Linked DNA regions of Homo sapiens: regions 2, 3 and 4 are each linked to region 1. The links are chromatin contacts, found by Hi-C or POLR2A ChIA-PET in ENCODE. All regions are on one chromosome and are shown on one strand. The core of a region is the stretch at or near the end of the contact, and the rest is flanking DNA. Distances in the headings are between cores, read along the strand shown.

The links. A loop is a pair of places that touch in the nucleus more often than their neighbours do. ChIA-PET counts read pairs that join two places held with the same protein, here RNA polymerase II (POLR2A). Pooled maps may share reads with other maps.
Region 2: a loop to region 1 is called in a pooled map, with 8 times the contacts of the local background. The contact joins the promoter of ZNF213 here to the promoter of CREBBP in region 1. A Hi-C loop is called at or near these places in 6 of 50 pooled maps. POLR2A ChIA-PET finds 5 or more read pairs at or near these places in 2 of 52 experiments (T-cell and WTC11).
Region 3: a pooled map shows a loop between it and region 1 (16-fold over the local background). The contact joins the promoter of LINC00921 here to the promoter of CREBBP in region 1. A Hi-C loop is called at or near these places in 1 of 37 single-sample maps with no recorded cell type and 9 of 50 pooled maps.
Region 4: a map of B cell shows a loop between it and region 1 (21-fold over the local background). The contact joins the promoter of ZNF263 here to the promoter of CREBBP in region 1. A Hi-C loop is called at or near these places in 1 of 168 maps with a recorded cell type or tissue (B cell), 1 of 37 single-sample maps with no recorded cell type and 10 of 50 pooled maps. POLR2A ChIA-PET finds 5 or more read pairs at or near these places in 1 of 52 experiments (K562).

Annotation. Positions count from the first base shown.
Region 1 is chr16:3,877,686-3,883,597 of GRCh38, reverse strand. It overlaps CREBBP (CREB binding lysine acetyltransferase), which reads left to right and starts at 2,885. Exons shown (of 31, transcript NM_004380.3): 1 at 2,885-3,766. The coding sequence starts at 3,682. RefSeq lists silencers at 2,410-2,959, 2,980-3,029, 3,367-3,676, 3,717-3,766, 3,847-3,896 and an enhancer at 2,630-3,206.
Region 2 is chr16:3,132,806-3,138,717 of GRCh38, reverse strand. ZNF213 (zinc finger protein 213) reads right to left here and starts at 3,689. Exons shown (of 6, transcript NM_004220.3): 1 at 3,331-3,689; 2 at 1,039-1,552; 3 at 177-300. The coding sequence starts at 1,437. It overlaps ZNF213-AS1 (ZNF213 antisense RNA 1), which reads left to right and starts at 3,836. Exons shown (of 6, transcript NR_110900.1): 1 at 3,836-4,088; 2 at 5,776-5,868. RefSeq lists enhancers at 1-254, 3,739-3,928, 3,939-4,108 and a silencer at 3,399-3,628.
Region 3 is chr16:3,261,068-3,266,979 of GRCh38, reverse strand. LINC00921 (long intergenic non-protein coding RNA 921) reads right to left here and starts at 3,212. Exons shown (of 2, transcript NR_033904.1): 1 at 1,212-3,212. RefSeq lists enhancers at 2,232-2,301, 2,452-2,551, 2,992-3,151 and a silencer at 2,792-2,971.
Region 4 is chr16:3,281,315-3,287,226 of GRCh38, reverse strand. It overlaps ZNF263 (zinc finger protein 263), which reads right to left and starts at 3,736. Exons shown (of 6, transcript NM_005741.5): 1 at 3,022-3,736; 2 at 1,988-2,168; 3 at 1,473-1,546; 4 at 1,078-1,204. The coding sequence starts at 3,408. RefSeq lists enhancers at 2,744-3,247, 3,958-4,147, 4,258-4,763 and a silencer at 3,428-3,587.

The sequences.
Region 1 (5,912 bases), core at 1,636-4,135:
AGGCAGGAGCCACGCTTCCCTCCTTGCTATTCCCCCATCAGTGTCTGAGCTCAGGGTTCTTTGAGTCAGACTGAAGGGAGAAGAAATCGAAAGGAAAGAAAAAACAGGTATCAGTGAATACCAGAATTGATCAAAATGATACAGGTGAGAACAATGAGACAGAAAAAGGGACTGCAGAGCCGGTATATTTTGAGGGTGGAACATGGTGAGACAGGAAGACTAGGGTCTTTGGAGAGTGAGGACATGGGTTCCAGGCCCAGACTTGCCATGTCCGGGTTATTTACTTCTGAGTCCTTGCGACTGAGTTCCCTTGCTTTCCTCTGTAAAATGGAAACCTGTCAGGGAATGGCTCAAGCTCCTGTGCCCACTTCTGTGTAAACCACTCACCAATGGACCCCTGGGGGGCTGCATGGTGTCTCCACTGCCCCAAGGCAGGCCCTAAGACCTCTAGGTGGCTGGACACCTTGTCCCGTTTGAAGAGTGGCCTGGAGCCACCTCAGGCTGGGGCCCACCCTTTTCAGTGGCCTGAAGGCCTCTAGGACTCAGAGCACCTGACACAGCTCATCACTCATTCAGTTTTACAAACCTACTTCTTCTTGCAGAGCACTGTTTCTGTGACTAAGACACCATCTTTGCCCCGAAGGAGCTCACAGACCCTTGGTGAGACGGACACCCAGAGCATTCAGATACAGGGTGTGGCCTGCCCTGTGCCACTGATACACTTCTTGCCATTCCTGTGCAAACTGACTTCTTGAATACTTCCATTTATGGCTTCCAGGGTGTGCTATTTTAACTCCTTGAATATATGGGGATCTCTTTATGTTTGGCCAAGGGGATTAGCACAGTCTCAATGCCCTTGGGATTCTCAAGAGCTATTTGATGCATAAGTAAAAACATGAACTAATTCGGGGGCAGTGGAGGCGGGGAAGATGGGGCAGGATGTGTTATGTGTTCTCTCACAGAGCCCAGAAGTGATATGGGAGCCGAGGAGTGGGCTAGGAGGGCTTCCTGGAGTAGGTGACATTTGAACTGGGTTCTGGAGGATGAGTTAGAATTTGCCAGGCATGTCTTCTCAGCACAGGGACCAGCATTTGAAAAAAAAAAAAAAAAAGCCTGAATGATGTGAACTGCCTACTGGCCAAGTGGGTGTAGGATGATGATGGTGAAGTGAGCCATGTAAAGTAGAAGAGACAGATTCAAGAGCGGTATCACGGCCCAAGATTTTGAGCAGTACAGGTAAACAGAGAAAAGCAGAACGATCACTCAATCTTGACACTCAAGGACAGTCACCATATGTACATACACCTATGTTTTTAAGAGAATTCATACGTGTTCTTTTTTAAAGAAAGACTATGTAGTGTTTTCTTTTTCTATGTCTGGGATTTTGTTTTGTTTTGTTTTGTTTTTGAGACGGAGTTTCACTCTTGTCGCCCAGGATGGAGTGCAATGGCGAGATCCCGGCTTACTGGCCTCCCCAGTTCAAGTGATTCTCGCATCTCAGCCTCCCGAGTAGCTGGGATTACAGGCGCACGCCGCCACGCCCAGCTAATGTTTGTATTTTTGGTAGAGATGGGGTTTCACCATGTTGGCCAGGCTGGTCTTGAACTCCTGACCTCAGGTGATCTGCCACCGCGCCTGGCCAGGGAGTTGTTTTAAACAGATTTTCTCCCTCTCTTTTCGGGATGTTAACTCTGGTGCTGCGTGGGGAGCAACGTGGAGAGCAAAGAACACTTAAGTGAGTAGCTGCCACCATAGCCACCGGGACAGTGCGGGAGGAGCAGTCTCCCAGGTAAAGACCGTGGGTAGAGGGGCGCGTGGCGGGTGAGAGGGAGGAGTCCGCGCTGACTCACGGGTTTCTGGCTTAGGAAACAGTGGAGCTGCTGATACCTTTATGAGGAAGCCGGGCAAGTTTGGAGGGGCAGATAACTAACTGGGATGGGAACACCTCGGGTATTCGTAGAAGTGTCCCGCGGGCTGTGGTCTCGCGTGGGGGACTCCCCAGGCCCGCACCCCTGTCTGGGGCACCTGCGAGGCGCCAGGCAAGTTGCCTGGGGCGGGGAGTGCGGCCTGAGCGTCCAGGCTTAAGCCCCGATGCGCGGGCCCTTCTCCGCCCAGGCCGGCCCTCGCCACCCCGCTCTCACAGGTGAGGGTGTCTGCCCTGCCGCCTTGGGATGCGAACAGGCGTGAGGCCCCCTCACTCCCTAGTGTCACGAGGTAGGGCGGGACCCGAATCCCGGCCCTGCCACTTCCTGCCTCGACCACTTTGGAGCAGTTGCTCGCCCCCCGCCTCAGTTTCCCCATCCGCCCACCTCGTCGGCAGGACCCAAGGGCGGTCTGTAACCTGCAGAGGCCATTCCACTTCCCTGGCCGGCGGCGAAGGCTAGTGGCGCGGCCTGGGCTGGGGTCGCCCCGACCGTTCCCGACCGACGCCACCTAGGAGGGTCTGGGGAAGGGGACGCGAGGAGCTGGGAACACGCAGCGCCGCCCCAGCGGGACGGGCGGGCCCGGGCTGGCGTCGAATCCGCGCCCGAGAGCCCAGCCCGCGGCCAGGCCGCCGCTCCCGGAGCCCGCTGGGGCCCGGAGCCCCGGCCCTCTACGCCTGGTCGCCATCAGAACAAAAGCTGTGGCTCAGCCCGGAGCCCAGGCGCCCCGCAGGCCTGGCCCGCGCCGGGCCGCCAGCTTCCCTACGCTTGGCGGCCGCGCCTTCAGCCCTTCGGCCCGAGCACGCTCGGCTCTTTCCGCCACGGCCGGCGCAGGTGGAGGGGGCGGGGCGGGGGCCGTGCGTGGTGACGCCGCGGGGGGGTGACGCACCGGCGTGCCCCGCCCCCACCCCCTCCCCGTTCAGGCTCTGGAAAGAGAAGAAAAAAAACTTTCTTTTTTTTTTAATTGAGGAATCAACAGCCGCCATCTTGTCGCGGACCCGACCGGGGCTTCGAGCGCGATCTACTCGGCCCCGCCGGTCCCGGGCCCCACAACCGCCCGCGCACCCCGCTCCGCCCGGCCGGCCCGCTCCGCCCGGCCCTCGGCGCCCGCCCCGGCGGCCCCGCTCGCCTCTCGGCTCGGCCTCCCGGAGCCCGGCGGCGGCGGCGGCGGCAGCGGCGGCGGCGGCGGCGGAACGGGGGGTGGGGGGGCCGCGGCGGCGGCGGCGACCCCGCTCGGCGCATTGTTTTTCCTCACGGCGGCGGCGGCGGCGGGCCGCGGGCCGGGAGCGGAGCCCGGAGCCCCCTCGTCGTCGGGCCGCGAGCGAATTCATTAAGTGGGGCGCGGGGGGGGAGCGAGGCGGCGGCGGCGGCGGCACCATGTTCTCGGGGACTGCCTGAGCCGCCCGGCCGGGCGCCGTCGCTGCCAGCCGGGCCCGGGGGGGCGGCCGGGCCGCCGGGGCGCCCCCACCGCGGAGTGTCGCGCTCGGGAGGCGGGCAGGGGATGAGGGGGCCGCGGCCGGCGGCGGCGGCGGCGGCCGGGGGCGGGCGGTGAGCGCTGCGGGGCGCTGTTGCTGTGGCTGAGATTTGGCCGCCGCCTCCCCCACCCGGCCTGCGCCCTCCCTCTCCCTCGGCGCCCGCCCGCCCGCTCGCGGCCCGCGCTCGCTCCTCTCCCTCGCAGCCGGCAGGGCCCCCGACCCCCGTCCGGGCCCTCGCCGGCCCGGCCGCCCGTGCCCGGGGCTGTTTTCGCGAGCAGGTGAAAATGGCTGAGAACTTGCTGGACGGACCGCCCAACCCCAAAAGAGCCAAACTCAGCTCGCCCGGTTTCTCGGCGAATGACAGCACAGGTGAGGAGGGGGTCCGGGGCGGCGGGGGCCCGGGGCGCGCTGTCACCCCCACCTGAAAGAGAGCGTCCGGGGGTCGTGGTCGCGGATACCGATCGAGCCGGGAGCTCGGAGCAGGCCCCGCAGCCCGTTCCCCTCGCCCCGCGCGGGAGGGTGGAAGTTCGTCGCAGGACTGTCACTGGGCCCGAGTTGGTCAGCACACGCCCGGTGCACTCGGCCTCCCCGCACCCGATCAGCCCTCCTCGCGGGGACCCTAGTGGCACTCCAGGAGGGAAGAAGTAAAGTGCAGCGTGTGGGTTTGTTTGGTAATGTCCTACGCATCCATCCGCGGCCGTGTCCACACGCGTGGCCGTCCAGAGGAATGACAGCGGAGGGTACCTTTGATGCTTAGAGAAAGCAAGATCGCGGCCAAAGGTAGGGCAGTGTGTTTTCTGGATTGGCGACACATTGACCAGGCTGCATTCAGAGGACACTCACAGCAGCCGCCAGCTTGCGAGTTAGAACCGAAGTTTCTTGGAATGAGTGAGTTCCTTGGAAAGATGCTTAGTGCTTATTTTCAAAACTCCTTGTTTTGTGTGTGTGTGTGTGTGTGTGTGTGTGCGCGCGTGTGTGTTTTTAGTCAACTAGTCATTCCATTTTTCAAAACCCAAACTTCGTTAGCAAGATGTCATGAAAGTTGCTGTGGTGTGTTTCATTTCCATGTATAACTTCAAAAGAAAGTTAAACAGCAGGTTTAAGTTCATTTGGGCTGCAATCTCCATTTGAGTTTGTGTTGCTTTCACAGTGTAGATGTACAAAGAATTAAGGAATGTAGGAATTCCAATTTTTCAAAAAAATGGAGCAGGATACTGAATAAATCATCTTTTTGTTTGTTTCCTTTCATTAAACGGCTTCCCTGGAAACTTTCTTAAGTTATCATAGCTGCTTAAGAGAAGTATTTAGTTTTCTATTAATTCAGTAATTCTGGGTCCCACTGCGCTGGTTCATGGTAACATGAACTAGTTGTATTTCCTCTTTTAGAGCTCTCTCCTTTGCCGCAAAAACTTGTGTGCCGCTGCGAACAATTCCATCTCCAGCGCAGCTTGCATTTCTCCAGTAGTCTTGCAGTGGTAGCATCTGAAAATCAGTTTCTAATGAATGAGTCCAAATTGAATTACATCGCTGCCTTCAGATTTGCACTAGACACAGCTGTTCAACTTGTGGAAATAGTTCTGTGACCGACCACTAGCATATTAAAAAAAACTGCTATTGCTGTTGAAACAAAACCTGAATTTTGTGGCTTAAGTTTGAATACAATTCCTGGAATCAAGTTATGATAAGCGACGTTTAATATTAATGTAGAAGTGAAAAGCGATTTTTAAAGATCAATCATAAGGAGATTCTTATCTAGTTAAAATTTGTTAAACAGTGGGGAGGAGTAAATGATGCTCATGGTATATAAAAATCACTAATGCTTTTCTTTTTAGCTGATAAAAGTTGAGTTTGACGTTAATCTTATAAAATGAACTTATTGAAGTGAGAAATTTGGAAACAGTAGTTTAAATGCCGTTGTACTGCAAAACAGATCTCCGTTGCTTCATTAATCTTGCTGTGTTTGAGTAGTCTTCAGTTCTGTGAGACGTAGGTCATACGTGGCGAGTTCAGCTTTGAAGCTTGTCTTCTGAAACTGGTAACCTGGATGGCTTTGTAGCTTTGCTGTTGTTGAATGAATTTGTTGTAGATTTTGTCTTAAAAAGGGGGACAATTAGTAACACAAGACTTAACAAAAAGGCATGTCCTTATATGTACATCCAGCTGTTTCCAAGATGGAGCCCAAAGGTTAGCTTTTTCCATAGTAGTGTCCATTATTGGATGATCAGATGCTTAATAAGTTGATCAGAAAGGATTTTCCACACTTAACCACCTTTTCCCCCTTCCTTTACAATTTTGATCCTTGTAAGGCACAGGGGCTCTTTCGTGGGACCAAAAGTCAGCTTTAAATGGCTCCGATTTAATCCAAAGTAGAAAGTCAACATCATACTTAAGTTGGGTCATGTGTTACACATTCATCACCATCACACTATTGTGAAAGGGTCTGTTAGTATGGGGGACCAAGGAAGGGCTCATTATCAAGCACATTAAACAAGGGGCTGCTGGGCGCCATGGCTCA
Region 2 (5,912 bases), core at 2,440-4,939, 750 kb after region 1:
AGGCCAGCCCAGGCTTGACACCGACGCCTATGGCCTCCCCAGCCTGTGCGCATGCACACACGCCCTGGACTTCACAGAGGGAGCTGTCCTGCCTGTGACCCTTAGGGCAACGCCGGTGACAAAGCTAGGTCCCTGCCCAGCCACTCGACTGTCCACAAGAACGGAGGCTTACTCACCGCTATGGCTGTGCTGCTCCTGGGGAACAGACGGCCGCCTCCGTGCCCCCACCGTCGGGGGAGGCCCCGTGGCCTGGGATCCCCGGCCTGCAGCCTCGGGTTCCGCCTCCTCCGAGGGCACATCCTGTGCAGGAACCACAACATGCTCATCAGCCCGAGACCAGACCGGGGGAGACAGAGTTTACTCCCTGGGAAGGAGACACAGGACATGACCCTCAGGATGCTGGGGTGTGGGAAGGAGACCAATATGGTGCCCCAGGAAAAGTCCGGAGGAGAATGTGATACCAGGTAATGCTGTGTGCCCAAGGATGCTCCCCGATCATTCACGAGGCAAGAACCAGCCCTGAAAGGCCAGAATCACAGCCACTTAGCAAGGGGGTAGCTGGGGACCCTCCTGCCAAAGGCAGAACCCCATCCCCCAGCCACTCATTAGAACCTCCCCAGATGCATCCAATGTGAAGGACCCAACATCCCACAAGGTAGCAGAGGCCCCGGACAGCTCCACCTTCTCGCCCCACTCTGGAGCTGGCTCTATGCACACCCTTGTGTCCCCAGAGCCAGGCCTAGAGCAAAATGCAAATAAACATCAGCAGACCCTGCATGGAGCTAAAACCTCCTGTCTGGAACATTCGCACTTCAGCCCTATTGCTGCCTTCCAAAGCCACAAAAAATAAATCACATTTACTTTGGATCGCATCTTTCAGAAAGGCACCCATGGCACACTGTGCTTGTGTGCCTGCTCCTGGGGGCTCTGTGTCTCCCCTACCCTGTGAGCCTCTGGGAGACTTATCTCTGCAGGTTACCCACTTCTCTCGAGCTCAGATACCATCCAGGTGCCCCTGGATGTGGAAGGGCCCCTCACCTGTCGCCAGGCTTTCACTGGCTGCTTCTGTAGGTCCTCCACCAAGGCGACAGCCTCCTCACCGCTTCCCGGGTGCTGCTCACGCACCCAGCCCTGGATCTCCCCTGGCAGCACTGTCAGGAACTGCTCCAGCACCAGCAGCTCCAGGATCTGCTCCTTGGTACGCAGCTCGGGCCGCAGCCAGCGGCAGCAGAGCTCCCAGAGCTGGCTGAAGGCCTCATGAGGCCCATGCACATCCCCGTAGCAGAATTGCCGGAAGCGCTGGCGGCAGGCTTCGGAATCCCTGCCATCCTCATGCTGGGCAGATTCCTGTTCCCAGGAGGAATCTTCCACTTTCACAATCAGAAGCCCTTCTCCCTCCCCAGGGGCCTGGTCCTGGGCCTCCAAGGGGGCTGCCATTCCCCTGGCCTGAGGCTCAGGGTTGGTCGGCTTCAACCTGGGCCCCAGAACCTGTACTTTCAGTCTCCCAGAGGGATCCCCTGTGGTAGCTGGGCTGGCATCTGGATGTGTACTCCTGGGGAAAGAGCAAAATGGCAGGACTGAGGAGGAAGGATGTGGAATACACGAGCAAACCCCAGGCTGAAGAGCCATCCAGTCCCCATCCTTTCATGGCCCTGAAGCCTTTTCTAGGCTTTACTGTAATGCCTTGCTCATGTGACTGTCTCTCCTATTAACACAGGCCCACAAGCTCTCATCCCAAAGCCAGAAATCCAAAACCCGGGTGTTTCATAACTCTTTGACAGCAAAACCCAATGTCATTCATTTGGCAGCACCACCTGACCTGATATAAGCATATTTATAATCTCAATTTATTCCACTAAATGTAAATGTTCAAAATTATGGTGGAAATATTAATAACATATATCTTCAGTTTATAAAATTTCATTGAGCTATACCCACTCGTGTGTTTTTCTGTATTGCACATTATACATCAATTAAATATCTTTTTTTTTTTTTTTTACTGAGAGAGAGTCTCACTCTGTCGCCCAGGCTGGAGTGCAGTGGCGCAATCTCAGTTCACTGCAACCTCTGCCTGCCAGGTTCAAGCGATTCTCCTGCTTCAGCCTCCCAAGTAGCTGGGACTACAGGCACCAGCTACCACGTCCAGCTAATTTTTTGTATTTTTAGTAGAGACGAGGTTTCACCATGTTGGCCAGGATGGTCTCAAACTCCTGACCTTGTGATCCACCCGCCTCGGCCTCCTAAAGTGCTGGGATTACAGGCGTGAGCCACTGCGCCCGGCCTAATTAAAAAATTTTAACTGATATGTTTCATTATTTAGTGTTGCCCCAGATCCCTCTGGAGATGTGCTTGATATATCGTCTGTGCACTATATTATCTTTCTCAAATTTGAAAACCTCTGAATTCCAAAACACATCTGGCCCTGAGGTGTCACAGAAGGGCTTACAGACACCATCCAAAGCCATTTATCCACAGGTACATATAAATGTATGACACATTTATACCTTACATTGTTACTCTCTACTGAAAAGTGTATTATGCAATTTTCAGTAATCGATTTTTTGTTTCAACAATAAAAATACAAACTGGCCGGGCTTGGTGGCTTATGCCTGTAATCCCAGCATTTTGGGAGACAGACACAGGATGATTGCTTGAGGCCAGGGGTTCAAGACCCCTTTGGGAAGACAATGTGAGACGCCATCTGTACCAAAAAACAAAAAAAGCCAGGTGGGGCTCCTGTAGTCCCAGCTACTGGGGAGGCTGAGGAGGAAAGATTGCTTGAGTCCAGGAGTTTGAGGTTGCAATGAGCTATGATCGCACCACTGTACTCCAGCCTGGGCAACAGAGTGAGACCATCTCAAAAAAAAAAAAAAAAGAAAGAAAAGAAAAGTAAAAAGAAAATGAAAAAAATACAAACCATCTTAATAAAAAAGGGAAGATTCAAACAATATAGAAATCTGTAAAACTCTCCCTTCCTCAATACCATTGTACCCCCCGACTTAACAGTCTGACAAATGACGTCCCAGACCTTTTCCTGTGCTTTTACTAAAAAAGTCATCCATAGCGGGGAGAAAAGGTGCTTGATGTGTTTCTACATAAATGAGACCTTACTGCACAGACATTAGCGGCACTATGAGCTTCCGCGGTATGGATATGCTCTAGTTTCTTAATCAATACTCGAGTGATGCATTCGGGTTGTTTCCAATTCTTTAGTCCATCCTAAGCACTTTATTTATTCTGCTCCTCACAAGACCCCTGAAAGGTGCGCGCACCATTCTCATCCTCTGGTGACTTCGAAGAAGACTTTCCTCGAAGAGGGCCAGGACTCACCAGGGTCGCTCAGCAGGACACGGCAGGCGGGAAGGCGAGCCAGCCGGAGCCCCGCGCTGTCCACCGCAGCCTCGCCCGCGGGGCGAGCGGCGATCGTACAGGGGCGTCTGCCGGGGGACCAAGCTGGCAGAGCGGCGCGGGGGACCAGCACTTCCTAGCAGTGCGCGCGCCCTCCGGCCTCTGCCTCGGGGCGCTGATCCCGGCCACTCGGAGCCCGGTGCTTGATGTTGGAGCCAGGCGGCCAGAGGCCCCGTCCCCGCCCCGGCCCCCGCCCCCGCCCCCGCCCCCGAAACACACAACGCCCACTACGGCCCAGGAGATCCCACTTCCGCCGCGAGCTCCCGGCGCCGGAAGTCCTCGCGGGGCTCGCTGGGAAACTACGCTACGCAAGCATTCCCCAGCTCCCAGAAAGCCGTTCGTCCACTGAGCCCGCCTTCTCCATGACCGATGGCCAATGAACAGGAAGAATTCTCAGGCTGCCTATTAGAAGACAGAAACTCCATACGCGTCATACACCTGCACCCGGGAGGAAAGGCGAGGCTCTGCATCTAGATTTACCTCGTTCTCTTTTGTCTCCGCTTTTTTTTCACATTTCCTTGCGACCCTGGCCCTTGAGCGACAAAAAGGGGAAGCCAAGGCTGGCCCGAGGAACGGAGAGGGCACATGGCCTAGCCACAAGTGGAGCTTCTGCTCCGCCCGAAGGGATGCGCTGGAGCGGCCTCTTCCTTCTGCCACGGTCTTTCTTTGCCAACTAGTAGGTGAGGGCCGAAAGGCCGCGGGCCGTGGAGCTCGGGCCGGGGAGACTCTTTTCTAGCCTCTTGGGTCCCGCTCCTCCCAATTCCCTGGAGAGGCGTCGAGCTTGCTGGGAAGTGCCCTCGGGTAAGGGGCGCGGAGCCTCCTGCGGCGATCCTCTGTCTTCGGGTCGCCTTAGCAGGACGCGGCAAGCGGGACACTGACCTGGCCGGAGTCCCGCGTTCTCTCACCAGCTGCTTTGTCCACGAGTTGCTGCTGGGCGTCAGGGGTCCCACGGCCCGGAGGGATCTAGAGCAGGGGGGCTCGGGGTCCTTTCCATACCCTCGGATCCTCTCCCACTCTCTCCACGCCTCGACCCGGAGATGATTTCAGGCTCCAGATCTCTTTCATAAATGGAAAGAGTTTTTTTGGTTTGTTTTGTCTTAATTATGTAGGTGTTGCATGCTTGGAAGAGAAAATTTAGAAAATTAATTGGAAAACCATAAAGATAGCTTTCTCGTGATAGCCACAAGGCTTGCTCCCTCATTCTGCTCATATGTCACCCCCTCAAGGAGGCCTTCCCCAGCTCTGTAAACAACCTGTGCTCGGCGTTAACTTTTCTCCCTAATGTTTATCACTACCTGACATATACGTGTTTCCCACGACTCAACGATAAGTGTTCATGAGGGCAGACACTTTTTAATGCCCTATGACAAGCACCTAGAATTGTGCCTGGCACATGGTAGATGCTTAGTAAATATTTGTTTAATGAATGAAGGTAAAAAACATTTCTAATACGACCATCCAGGAATAAGTACTATTCATGTTTTAGTGTGTTCTTACAGTTTTACTGTTCAGACAGTTATATGCCTGTGAATATATATTATATATGTGTGTATATATATATATATATATATATATATATTTTTTTTTTTTTTTTGAGACAGAGTCTCGCTCTGTCACCCAGGCTGGACTGCAGTGGCGCGATCTTGGCTCACTGCAACCTCCGCCTCCTGGATTCAAGCGATTCTTCTGCCTCAGCCTCCCGAGTAGCTAGGATTACAGGCATGTGTCACCACGCCCGGCTAATTTTGTATTTTTAGTAGAGACGGGGTTTCTCCGTGTTGGTCAGGCTGGTCTCGAACTCCTGACCTCAGGTGATCTGCCCGCCTCGGCCTCCCAAAGTGCTGAGATTACAGACGTGAGCCACCGTGCCTGGCGGAATTTTCATATTTTAAGTCCCCCACCCTTGGACATTTAGATTTTTTCCATCTTTCTGTATTTGCAGATATGCTTCTACGTACACCTTTATTCATTTGCTTGAACATTTCCCTGAGAAAAACTAGAAATGGAATTGCCAGATTACTTTGTGTACATGTTTCCAAACTGTCCTCCAGAAAGAATGTAATGCTTTGAACTTCCACTTGAGAATCAAATGTTTACCTTCCTCTGTTCCTCCAGATTTGGACATTTACAGTGTTCAGCCGTTGTTGTGGCATTCCAATTCAATTGGGAAACAGCTTGATGTAGCGTCCCCATAAGGTCCACAGTAATTAAATTTTTTTTTTTTTTTTTTGGTGCGGTAGTGCAATTTCATGGCTCACTGCAACCTCCACCTCCCAGGTTCAAGCGATCCTCCCATCTCAGCCTCCCTAGTAGCTGGGATTACAGGTGCACGCCACCACACCAGGCTAATTTTTGTATTTTTAGTAGAGATGGGGTTTCACCAGGTTAGCCAGGCTGGTCTTGAACTCCAGACCTCAAGGGATCCGCCTGCCTCAGCTTTCCAAAGTGCTGGGATTACAGGTGAGAACCACTGCACCCATCCTATTAAACTTTTAAATCATGAT
Region 3 (5,912 bases), core at 1,963-4,462, 620 kb after region 1:
TCTGGAGCTTCAGAGGAATTGAGACATGAGACAATTATGCCCTAAAGAACAGTCTGTCTGCATAAATGTTATGCCTGCAGTGTGTGTGTGTGTGTGTGTGTGTGTGTGTGTTTGGAGATAGGTCTGGGACGTGTTTCCTTCGGTACTGGCTCAAGGTTCCTTATTTGACTTGCTAATTTAAACTTATTCTACTTTGGAAACCTCGAATATTTTTTCTCTATGGGCAGAGTCTGCTTTTAAAAATCATTTGTTTAATCTTCTGCACCCCAGTGAAACAAAGTCTCAGCTAATAAATTTTTTAATTTTTCTGCTGTAAAAGTAATGGAGCAAAATAAGAAATTTCTCCTCTAACATTTAGCTTGCCATATTTTATTTTCCGTTACTATTTCACAATGAGCATATATTTGTGGACTATGTTTCATGAGTCATAAAACTTTAAAAATGCTCATTGAACGCCGGGCATACTGGTTCACGCCTGTAATCTGAGCACTTTGGGAGGCTGAGGCGGGCAGAACACAAGGTCAGAAGTTCGAGACCAGCCTGACCAACATGGTGAAACCCCATCTCTAACTAAAAATACAAAAATTAGCCGGGCGTGGTGGCGTGCGCTTGTAATCCCAGCTACTCAGGAGGCTGAGACAGAAAATTGCTTGAACCCGGGAGGCGGAGGTCGCAGTAAGCCCAGATCATGCCACTGCACTCCAGCCTGGGCAGCAGCGTGAGACTCCGTCTCAAAAAAATAATAATAAAATAAAAAAATAAAACGTATAGATGACATAGAGGGAAAAGGCCAACTTCTACCCCCAATTCTACTCTTGAAAGGTAGTCATATTTATTTCTTGCATTTCCCTCCAGATACTTAAATTTTAACATTTTTTTCTCTTATTTACAAACATGGGATCATGCTATCTGCACTGTAGTGCAAATGTGCTTTTTCCACTGAATAATACATAAACCATCTTTGCACATTAGCACACAGAAATTCACCGCACTGTTTTCAGTGGATGCAGTGTAGTCCAAGGAATGGATTCACCAAAACTTACTCAGCTATTCAGCCAGTGCCCTGGTGACAGACATTTAAGGGGTTTACAGTTTCTAACTAACTGGCAAGTGTGGCAGGCAGGGAAATGATCTAGGATGATTACCATCATTTGTGTAAGAAAGTGCCCCTGAGAACACCATGAAGGTGAATACAGCCTCGATATGCTTACCTGAAGACAGTAGTCTCGATGGGTAGGACTTAAATCCAATGTAGGAACTAGAAAAACAGACCATCTAGCTGGGTTTCCAAGCTTTTTTGTGGGCTGCAATACACTTGGATCAAAGGAAATCTTTCTTGAAGGTTAAATATGTAAAACAGTTAAAAAGTAGTGGCCGGTCTGGCATTAGTTGGGAGAGGGGGGAGGGGGTAGGAGGGAAGGAGGGAGGTCTATGCCTATGAAGCTCCTGAAATAAGAAACCTGGGCCGGGCGCGGTGGCTCACGCCTGTAATCCCAGCACTTTGGGAGGCCGAAGCGGGCGGATCACGAGGTCAGGAGAGCGAGACCATCCTGGCTAACATGGTGAAACCCCGTCTCTACTAAAAATACAAAAAATTAGCCGGGCGTGAAAATTAGCCGGGCGTGGTGGCGGGCGCCTGTAATCCCAGCTACTCGGAAGGCTGAGGCAGGAGACTGGCGTGAACTCGCGAGGCGGAGCTTGCAGTGAGCGGAGATGGCGCCACTGCACTCCAGCCTGGACGACAGAGCGAGACTCCGTCTCAAAAAAGAAGAAAGAAACCAGATGCATGTGCCTTCTTTGAGCCAAACCATTACCTCTCTGGCTCACAGCATGTTACTAGATTTGTTCAAAAGGAAAAAACAGAAGTTTCAGCAACCGTACTCTAGGGTTCTGAGGGGGCAGAGTTTGAGAATCCTTGCTCTAGCCCGCCTCTGCTGATTATAAGGGAGAAAACGGCAGTGCTGCTGTTAGGCTGATGTATCTGTTCCTTTCACAGCTTTGGTCATAACTGGTAATTACCATTTACTTGTTCTCAGCCTCCTTGGAACAGCGATCTTGCCTGACACGTGCACCCTCGCACGTGGCACAGTAAGTGGGACACATTAGGCACTCGGAAAATATTTGCTGTAAACATGAAAGAAGGGCGACAGGCTAATAAAGTGTGGAAGGGTTTTGGGGTCAGCACAGCCCCGGGACGTCCCATCCCCGTGGGCCGCGGGCCGCCCGGAATACGACGACTCCACTTGCCGGCGCTGCTCCCGGGATACCAGCGACAACAGCGGCTCAGTCCCGGCAAACGGCGCGTGGCCCCTCCGGCGAAAAGCAGCTATAGGCTGTTGCGGCTGCCAATCAGACCAACAGAGCCGCGACTCGGAGACCTCTGGGAGACGTGGGCCCCCGCTAATCCGCCCTCCAATTGGCTCGCGTGCTCCCGGGGCGCTCTGGGAGATGTGTTTCTGGGAGTGTTCCGCGCATGTGCATGCGTGAGGGCGGGGCGTCGGGGTCGGGCTGGAGTGTCTGTCGCGCCTTATGTGGGCCCCTCGGCAGAAGACGCACTTTCGGCAGAAGCCGCACTTTTGGCAGAAGCCGCCCTGGGTCCTTTCCCTCCCGCAGGCAGGCCGGGACCCCGGCGGGAATTGCGTGCAGGTCGGGTCTCGCTTGACCCCAGCGCCTCCCCGCGTCCGGGCACACTGCGGACAGTTCCTTTTTATTCTCTACCGCTACTTCCTCTTTATCTTCTGCCGCTCTTTCCACACGTCTCCTCCCCCAGGCCGCTTCCCTTTGGGGCGCCGGGCCAGGGAGGGGCTGCCGGACCGGAGACCCCGGACTCGCGCCGGTCTCCGCTCGGGCGTGGGGTCCGTGGGGCGTCGGCGGGAGGGGTCCTGGAGGAGACGGCTGTGCCGGGGCGGGACCCCCTGTCCTCTTAACAGACGCGCCCCTGACAGTCGTGCCAGTCGCCGCCCTGGGCTTTGGGGACGTCCGAGGACGCAGCTGGCGGTTCCTCCCGCGGTTCCCGGCACTGTTACTTCCCCGAATTCCCAGAACAACCCATTTGATAGGAAATGGAAACTGAGAAAAATCGAGTAATTTACTCACGTCACACGGCCACCAGATATTTGAATCTCGTATTTCCCACCACTTCGTGGCTTCCAGGCTCATAAACAAGAAGTTGCAAAACAGGGTGAGGCGTGGGAATGACAGCAGCACGGGGCGGGGAGTGGAAGGGCGGAGCACCTTAGAGGGCAGGATTCAGCAAACGGAACCTCAAAGGAAACAGTGTCAGTGCTGCTGCTTAGTTGGTAAGAAAACAAAGGGCCGGGCGCGGTGGCTCACGCCTGTAATCCCACCACTTTGGGAGGCCGAGGCGGTCGGATCGCGAGGTCAGGAGTTCGAGACCAGCCTGACCAATATGGTGAAACCCTGTCTCTACTAAAAAATACAAAAATTAGCCGGGCGTGGTGGCGCGCGCCTGTAGTCCCAGCTACTCAGGAGGCTGAGGCAGGAGAATCGCTTGAACCCCGGAGGCACATGTAGTGAGCTAAGATCGCGCCACTGCACTCCAGCATGGGCGACAGAGTGAGACTGCGTCTCAAAAAACAAACAAACAAAAAAAGGGAGTAGCTGCCTTCCAGACACAGTTTTGTTATTTTTCTGCCCCTTTCACTAGCCTGTCAGCCCTTTGGTGGCCGGGGATTGCGTGTCCAAAGCCTGGCTGCTAGTCAGGTTCCTATAAATATTGGTAGGACAGAGCGTATTAAAGTTTTTATTTTAAGATTTTTAAGCACAAGAAAGTTGAGAGAGTAACATGAATACTCACGTACTCTCCACCTAGATTTAATAATCAGAAAAAATTATGTGTGTAGGCCTTTATTTTTTACAAACCCTCTTGTTTAACGTTACCGCCTTCCAAATGAAGCTCATTGGTGAGTGGTGTGGGGATCTATTCAGAGCCCCATGACTGCAGCCCTTCAGCAGGGTTAAGGCCACCTGCCACACCCCACTTTGGGAAGCTGGCTTCCTCTCCTCTCCCTCCGTTTCCAAGCTGCTCAGGAGGTGCCCTCAGAAAGATCAGTTACAATTAGTGTTATCTGCGTAGGGGACTGGGCAGCAGATCTCATTGATCTGGGCTGGGATCGGCAGGTGGGTTGGTCCAAGTTGAGAGGGAGATCCTGCAGAAGCTCTTAGCTGCTGCAGGATTCAACACTAACTCCTTAAGGTAGCAACAAGGGCCCTTTGTAAAATCTGGCCAGAAACAGGTATCTTAGATGCATCTTCACACCCGCCAGTATCCAGTCTACCCTTATCATGTCAGCCCTGCTTTCAGAATCACCCAGAATCTGACCCTTCTGCCTCCACAGTGGTTCAGGGCCCTGCAGTCGCTTTCCTGCATTGTGACAATAGATTGCTTTCTCCTCTCTGTTTCCACCTTTCTCATCTCTTGTCTCTTATGGAAGCCAGAGTGTTCTCTTTTCTTTTCTTTCTTTTTTTGAAACAGTCTCACTCTTTCACCCAGGCCAGAGTACAGTGGTGCGATCACAGGTCACTGCAACCTCCGCCTCCCAGGTTCAGGTGATTCACCTCAGCCTCCAGAGTAGCTGGGACTACGCGCACATCACCACCACACTCAGCAAATTTTTGTATTTTCAGTAGAGACGGGCTTTCACCATGTTGGCCAGGCTTATCTCGAACTTCTGACCTCAGGTGATCCACCTTCCTTGGCTTCCCAAAGTGCTGGATTATATGTGTGAGCCACCGCGCCCGGCCCAGAATGTTTCTTTTAAAGCGTAACTCCAATTATGTCACTGCTCTGCTCAAACTTTCCAGTGTCCCCTCATCTCAGAGTAAGAGCCAAGTCCTTGCTGTGTCCTGGGAGCCCTGCTACTTGATAGGGGACTCCAGCTCCCTCTCTAACCCCTCCATCCACTCCTCCTCCGTGCCTCTGCTCCAGCCACCACTCTTCCTCAAACACTAAGCACAAAGTTACCCCTTTTGCACTCTGTAAATAGGCAAAGACTGCTCATCCTCAAAATGAATACCTGGCTTACTCCTCTTCCTTTGGGTCTCTGTTCAAGCACAAAAGCCTTCTTCAAGTGCCCTATTAAAATATGAAACCAGGGGGCACGGTGGCTCATGCCTGTAATCACAGCACTTTGGGAGGCCAAGGCGGTTGGATCACTTGAGGTCAGTTGTTTGAGACTGGCCTGGCCAACATGGTGAAACCCCGTCTTTACTAAAAATACAAAAATTAGCCTGGCATGGTGGTGTGAGCCTGTAATCCCAACTACTTGGGAGGCTGAGGCAGGAGAATTGCTTGAACCCGGGAGGCAGAAGTTGCAGTGAGCCAAGATAGCACCACTGCACTCCAGCCTGGGTGACAGAGTGAGACTCTGTCTCTAAATAAATAAATAAAAATAAAAAAATATGAAACCAATCCCCTGCACTCACTAACCCTATTATTCTGCTGTTTTTTCCCCCAACTTATCACTCCCTGATACATTGTGTATTTGTTTGTTTATATCAATTCACACTTTCCTATAAGAATGTGGGCTCTTGGCTGGGCGCAGTGGCTCATGCCTGTAATCCCAGCACTTTGGGAGGCCGAGGTGGGCAGATCACAAGGTCAGGAGATCGAGACCATCCTGGCTAACACGGTGAAACCCCGTCTCTACTAAAAATACAAAAATTAGCCGGGCGTGGTGGCAGGCGCCTGTAGTTCCAGCTACTCGGGAGGCTGAGGCAGGAGGATGGCGTGAACCCGGGAGGTGGAGCTTGCAGTGAGCTGAGATAGCACCACTGCACTCCAGCCTGGGCAATATAGCTAGACTCCGTCAAAAAAAAAAAAATGCGGGATCTTCTGAGCCAGGCGCAGCAGCTCACGCCTGTAATCCCAGCACTTTGGGAGGCCGAGGTGG
Region 4 (5,912 bases), core at 2,487-4,986, 600 kb after region 1:
AGGCAGGAGAATCACTTGAACCCGGGAGGCAGAGGTTGCAGTGAGCAAGATTGCGTTTGCAGAATTAGTGTCAACAAATGTACAGTTGTGATACTTTTTAGGCAAACCTGATATATGGAAACAATGTGCGGTGTGTCTTGTTTGTTTTGAAACAGAGTCTCACTCTGTCACCTGGTTGAGGTGCAGTGGCATCATCATAGCTCACTGCAGCCTTGACCTACTGGGCTCAGGTGATTCTCCCCTCAGCCTCCTGAGTAACTGGGACTACCACCACCACACCAGTGAGTCTTTCTACTGGTGTGTTTCAACATAGGTATAATCATAATGTACACACAGTCTTGTTTTATGTTAAGACTTCCCCAACTTTTTATTAAAAGAATTCTCATACATACAGAAAAGTTGAGGGAATTGTACAATAAATACAAGCATATCCTCCACCTAAATCCAACTATATGTCAGTCTGTCATATTCCGTAGGCATAATTTTAAAACTCTGAGTACAGTACAAGACATAGGTAAATCTTAATTTATGATATGGCCTACTTTGGAGCTATACATTGTTTCCAAATTTCCACAAGACCCTCCCCACTTTCTGAATTTTTATGGGCTGTGAGAGATGATAGGCTGGAATGTTGATCCTACTACCCCTGAAATTTTTGTCTTTGGGGACGAGCCTAGAAACACTAACGGAACACAGGAAACACTGGCGAGCTCATAAGAATAAGCATCTGAAAATTGCAAGGAATCAACCATTTAGAGCCCCCCAGCATCCTGGAATACTGCATGTGTGTGATGCTGGCAGGTTGTCACCGCATTGGGTTTGCTCTGCCCTAGGAAGTGCACATGGCTCAGACTCGCCTTAGGCTCTGGCAGCTGGGACTCCAGTCCCGGGCTGCCTGTGCCAACTGTACCACTTGGCAGATACATGACTCTCGTACAGGGGACTTTAGACAAAGGGAAGTCTCCTGTGGAGGCTTCTTGGCAAAACTCAGAGTCTGTGTCCAGGAGGTGAATGAATAACGGGCAGGACCCTGGTCAGAAATGGCGCAGTCATCATCCCTGGAAAAGAAGTCCTTACCCAGTGAGTCCACATTCTCATAACTCTCCTGCACCGTGTCCCTGGAGAGGGCCCTCTTACTAGGATCCTGATGCCCCCACTCCTCCTGGGAGATGTACATTGCCACGTCCTCTAAGCTCTCAGGCAACTGAAACAGCACAAGATCTCCTTTAGCCCCTGATGCACCAAGAACAATTCAAGCAGAGTCATGGGTTAAAGGGGCAAAATCCAGGGATGCCAAGCACATGTCAGGGGGGAAGAAGGGTATCAGGCCTCCAAGTGAGGTGTGAAATAGACAAAGCAGTGGGGGAGACGCTGTGGTAAGGGACAAAGGACCTTCCACATGGAGAACCCCCACCCCCAACACTCAGGGGAGGAAGGGTGCTGGGGGGAGACAATGGAAACTTCCACATCACCTGGGGCCCAGTCATCTCCTTGTCTTCCATGTTCCCTTCAGGAGGAAAAAGAGAAAGCCAGGGAGCAGATAATGCTGAAGGTGACAGAAATTATAATGAGAATGGCATTCCTAACTCTTGGCAACCCAAGGATTATTAAAACACAGTATCCATTCCCCAACACCCAGCCTCTGCTTTTGGGAATGACGCTAAACTGCACAGAGGCCTAATCAGCTGATATCCAAAATGACAGGGTGAGAGGGAAGGAGTACCAAGAGTAGCACTCCAAACCCTGCGTCATTCAAGTGGTTCTAAATCGCCTCTGTTCTGCATAAAAAAGGGCTCTACTGAGACTCCCTTCCCTTCCCCCAGCCCCAGGAGAACCCACACCACCAACTGCAGGTCTTTCATTCCACAGGTGAGAACCTGATCTTCAGAAATTCCTTCTCCTTCGCATCATTGCTACATCCAGCTAGTGTCGGGGGCAACCCCCAAGCCCCTCCTCCCTCCCACCTGCCCAGATAACTGTGCCTCACCCCTCTCCTTTACAGCCTGGGGGTCCCTTTGGGGGCTGGGGCCTAGCAGCTCCTGCAGCCTGGGGCCAGGGCTTCGCTCAGTCTCCATTGGCTCCAGCTTGAAGCTCGGTGACTCTCGTGCTGTTTCCAGAGGCAAAGGCTCCTCCAAAAGCACTTCTGTTCCCCGCCCATGGTTTGTGACCTGGGAACCAACCCACATCACTCATCATCACAACAGGGCCCAAGAGGAAGGGAAATTAGTATAGGATACTGAGAGCAAACCTTCAACAGAGAACCTCAGGCGATCCCTTTGGGCCCAGGTAACAGAAAAATGGTTTACACTAAAGGCTTTTTTGATCCCATGTGCAGGGGGAGGGGTTAGGGAAAGGGCCCACTCCCAGAGCACACCTTCCCCACACAGCTCTTAAGATACACCTCACTCCCTTTTGCTCTCCCCACCTTTTCTAGGTGCTTCTATTCCTCACTATAGGATAGGCTAAATTGGGGTAGCCCTGGGGACCAATGACCTCAGGGCCTCGGTGCCAAATTATCTTTCAAAGTTCACAATTAACGGAGGCCCAGCTTTGCAGAGAAGACCAGACCGTGGACCCTAACATAACAACAGGTAACAAGTACTAAGCACTCATAAGCTAGTAGTGTTCACAACTTTACATGCTGCTCTCCCTCTAAGCCCTAGAAAGTATGTTAATATCCTCATTTTACGAATAGGAAAACAGGCCGAAAGAGATCAAGTAACTTGCCAAAGTAACAAAGCTAGTACTAGCAGATTGAGGATTTGAACGCTGGCGATCTAACTCCATGGCTAACACTAACTGTTGCAGGGACACCGCCTCCGCGTGGAAACAGGGCACTCTTCACTGCTTTCGTTCATTTGGGGGAAAATCTGGAGGATGAGTGTTCCAGGTTAAATCACAAGTCCTCTTCCCCACGTAAGGTCTACTCAGGGCAATTTACTTGAATTCGACCGGGGGCGCAATGTCCCAGTGCTCAGGGCTAAACAAACCACAGATAAAACAGCTCTCTCTCTCTCTCACCTGTTGTCTCAGTCTCCCAAGCTCTCTCTGCATATCCTCCACAAGGGTCACCGCTTCTTCGCCGCTCTCCGGATGCAGCTCCTGCACCCTGCTCTGGATCTCCTGGGGCAGGATGGTCAGGAACTGCTCTAACACCAGCAGCTCCAAGATCTGCTCCTTCGTGCGCATCTCAGGCCGAAGCCACCCATGGCAAAGCTCTTGGAGCCGGCTGAGGGCTTCCCGGGGACCAGCTGCCTCTTGGAAGCGGAACCGTCTGAAGCGCAAGTGGGAGGCCTCGGGGCTCGGTCCTGGGTCAGGTGGGGGCAGCTCCTGGCTCCAGGCGCAGTCCTCCTCCAGCTTCACTATCAGGAGCCCTTCCCGTTCCTGGGAGCCCGGGCCCGACGCCATCGTCAGGTCTCCAGAGCGCCTTAGCCCGAAACCAGCCGTGCCCGCCTACGAAGGCGCCCTGAACCCATGTAAGGTTGGACGGCGCCAGCAGGAGCCCGGGGCCGGGGGCTCCCAGTCCAGGCCGAGGAGCCCCGCTCCAGCCCAGGCGCGGCCGGCTCCGGCGCCTAGGCCTCAGTCGGTCCCAGGCGCCGCCACGCCGGCCCCGTGGCCCATCTGCGCCAGGACTTCCCCGAGGCAGGAACCGAGCGCCACGCTTCTCACCCTATATAGAGGACCCACGCAAGACTCAGACCTCTGCTCCCACGCCGGAAATCTCAGCGCGCAAGTTAGGCGTCCACAAGCCCACGGCGCCTGCTCGTGACCAATTTCCGGGTCACGTTTTGCGAACTCCAGCGCCCATTAGGTCAGGTTTCTCCACACACTCACCGCCTACCAATGAGAAGGGAAGATTGGCCTACGGGGACTGGATGAGCGAGGGACCAATTGGAGACGAGAGGCGGGGCCACGGGGCGCGCCCTGAAATTCTGGGAGTGACTGGGGGCAGGGCAGCTGGATCCAAGCGAAGAAAACAAGCCTGAGGTCGTTGTGACTGGCGGGCAACCTGGGTTAGAATTACTCCGGAGCGCTTGGGAAAACGCAGATCCCAGGGCCACGCGCTCTCCAGTGCGTCAGTGTCGGGGTGAGACCCGGAAATCTGAATTGTTAATCAGCTTCCCCGGATGAATCCTTTCCCAAGCCAGGCCCCACCCGCTTCGGCTACTCTGGGCTGGCTGAAGATGGTCCCATTGGCCCCTGCGGCCTCGTCGGCTCCGGAAGCCAGGGGCTCCTCGGCATGTCGGGGAGGCCAGGGAGCTAGCCGCCCGCCCAGTCAGTGGCGCCGCGTGGCCTGCTGCGCGGGGCCTGCTGGGAGATGCAGTCCGCGGCGCGGCCTCGCGACTGCGCGTGCGCCCTGGGCGAGCGCCCAAGAGCCCGGCGGTTCTGAAACCCCGAGTCCCGCGGAGAACCCTGCTGGGCTTTGGGCTCGCTTCTGCGGCTGGACGTCCCAGAGGAGCGCTCGGGTCTGGGTTCGCGGCACCTGCTTCCGATTTTAGACCGAATTTTAAATCTGCCCGAGATGTGCAGCGCCTGCAGTTCATTCTCCAAGTTTCAGTCTCTTACCCAGCCCTGCAAGGGCGGGATCTGCCTCCAGCTCCGCCGTGGACTGTGATAGTTGGGGGCGAGTGGCAGGAGGGCCGCAGGGCCGATTCCCTATTGGGCGCGGTTGTGGGCTTTGTGTCGGTGAGCGGGGCTGCCCAGTTGTGAGGCGGCCCAGGTCCTCCGGGCCATGAGATCCGCAAATGGAAGCGTCCTGGGATAGAATGTGACAATCAGTTACCGTGTATTGAGCGTTTATATGCAGATCGATCCTGAAAACACGTTAGTATGAAGCAGATGCTATTAGCAGCCCCTTCCTACAGGTGGTGGCACTGAAGTCATTTACTTGGGTCACACAGCTAGTCTGTCGTCAAAGGTGAGGCTACCATGATAGTAGAGGGTAATATGGGATTAAAGGGGTTTGTGATGACTAAGTGAAAAGAGTACTGATATTTTAGTTTTTTTCTTTTTTTTTTTTTTCCGAGACGGAGTTTCGCTCTTGTTGCCCAGGCTGGAGTGCAATGGCGCAGTCTCGGCTCACTGAAACCTCCCCCTCCCGGGTTCAAGCGATTCTCCTGCCTCAGCCTCCTGAGTAGCCGGGATTACAAGCGCCCACCACCACGCCCGGCTAATTTTTGTATTTTTAGTAGAGACGGGGTTTCACCATGTTGGCCAGGCTGGTCTCAAATTCCTCACCTCGAGTGATCTGCCCGCCTTAGCCTCCCACTGTGCTGGGATTACAGGCGTGAGCCACCACGCCTGGCCTTTTTTAAAAATTTTATTCCAGGGAAGATGACAGATCCACAGGCTGTCGTGGCAGATGCAGAGCCAGCGACCCCATAGCACTCAAGGTCCAGTTTGGAAAGCCTTGTTTGCTCCCTAGGACCATTCTGGTGGTTTTAGGCATTCCTGTTCTTTTGTTTTTGAGATAGGGTCTTGCTCTGTCGCCCAGGCTGAAGTGCAATGGCACGATCATTGGACATTCCTATTTCAAGAGACATAGATTCTAGACTCATAACCAATTGCAGAAGACTCTAGCCTCAAAACCACTTTTCTCTGACATTTACTATGTAATCTCAGGCAACTTATGTAATCTCACTAAACCCCAAACTTCAGTTTCCTCATTTGTTTTGAGGGACTACTATACGCACCTCACCTCATATCACTGGGTTAGGATGAAATGAGCGGAGCTACACAGGATGCTTAGAACAGTACCTGGCACATAGTATGAATCCGATAAATAGTAGCTGTTACGCATGCACAGCAAGTTCCTGAATGTGTGCCTTATCTCAAAAAAGAAAAGCCACTCAGATTATTATTGCAGAATCTGTGGCATGGGAATGTTTGCAGAACTACACATACCTTGAGAT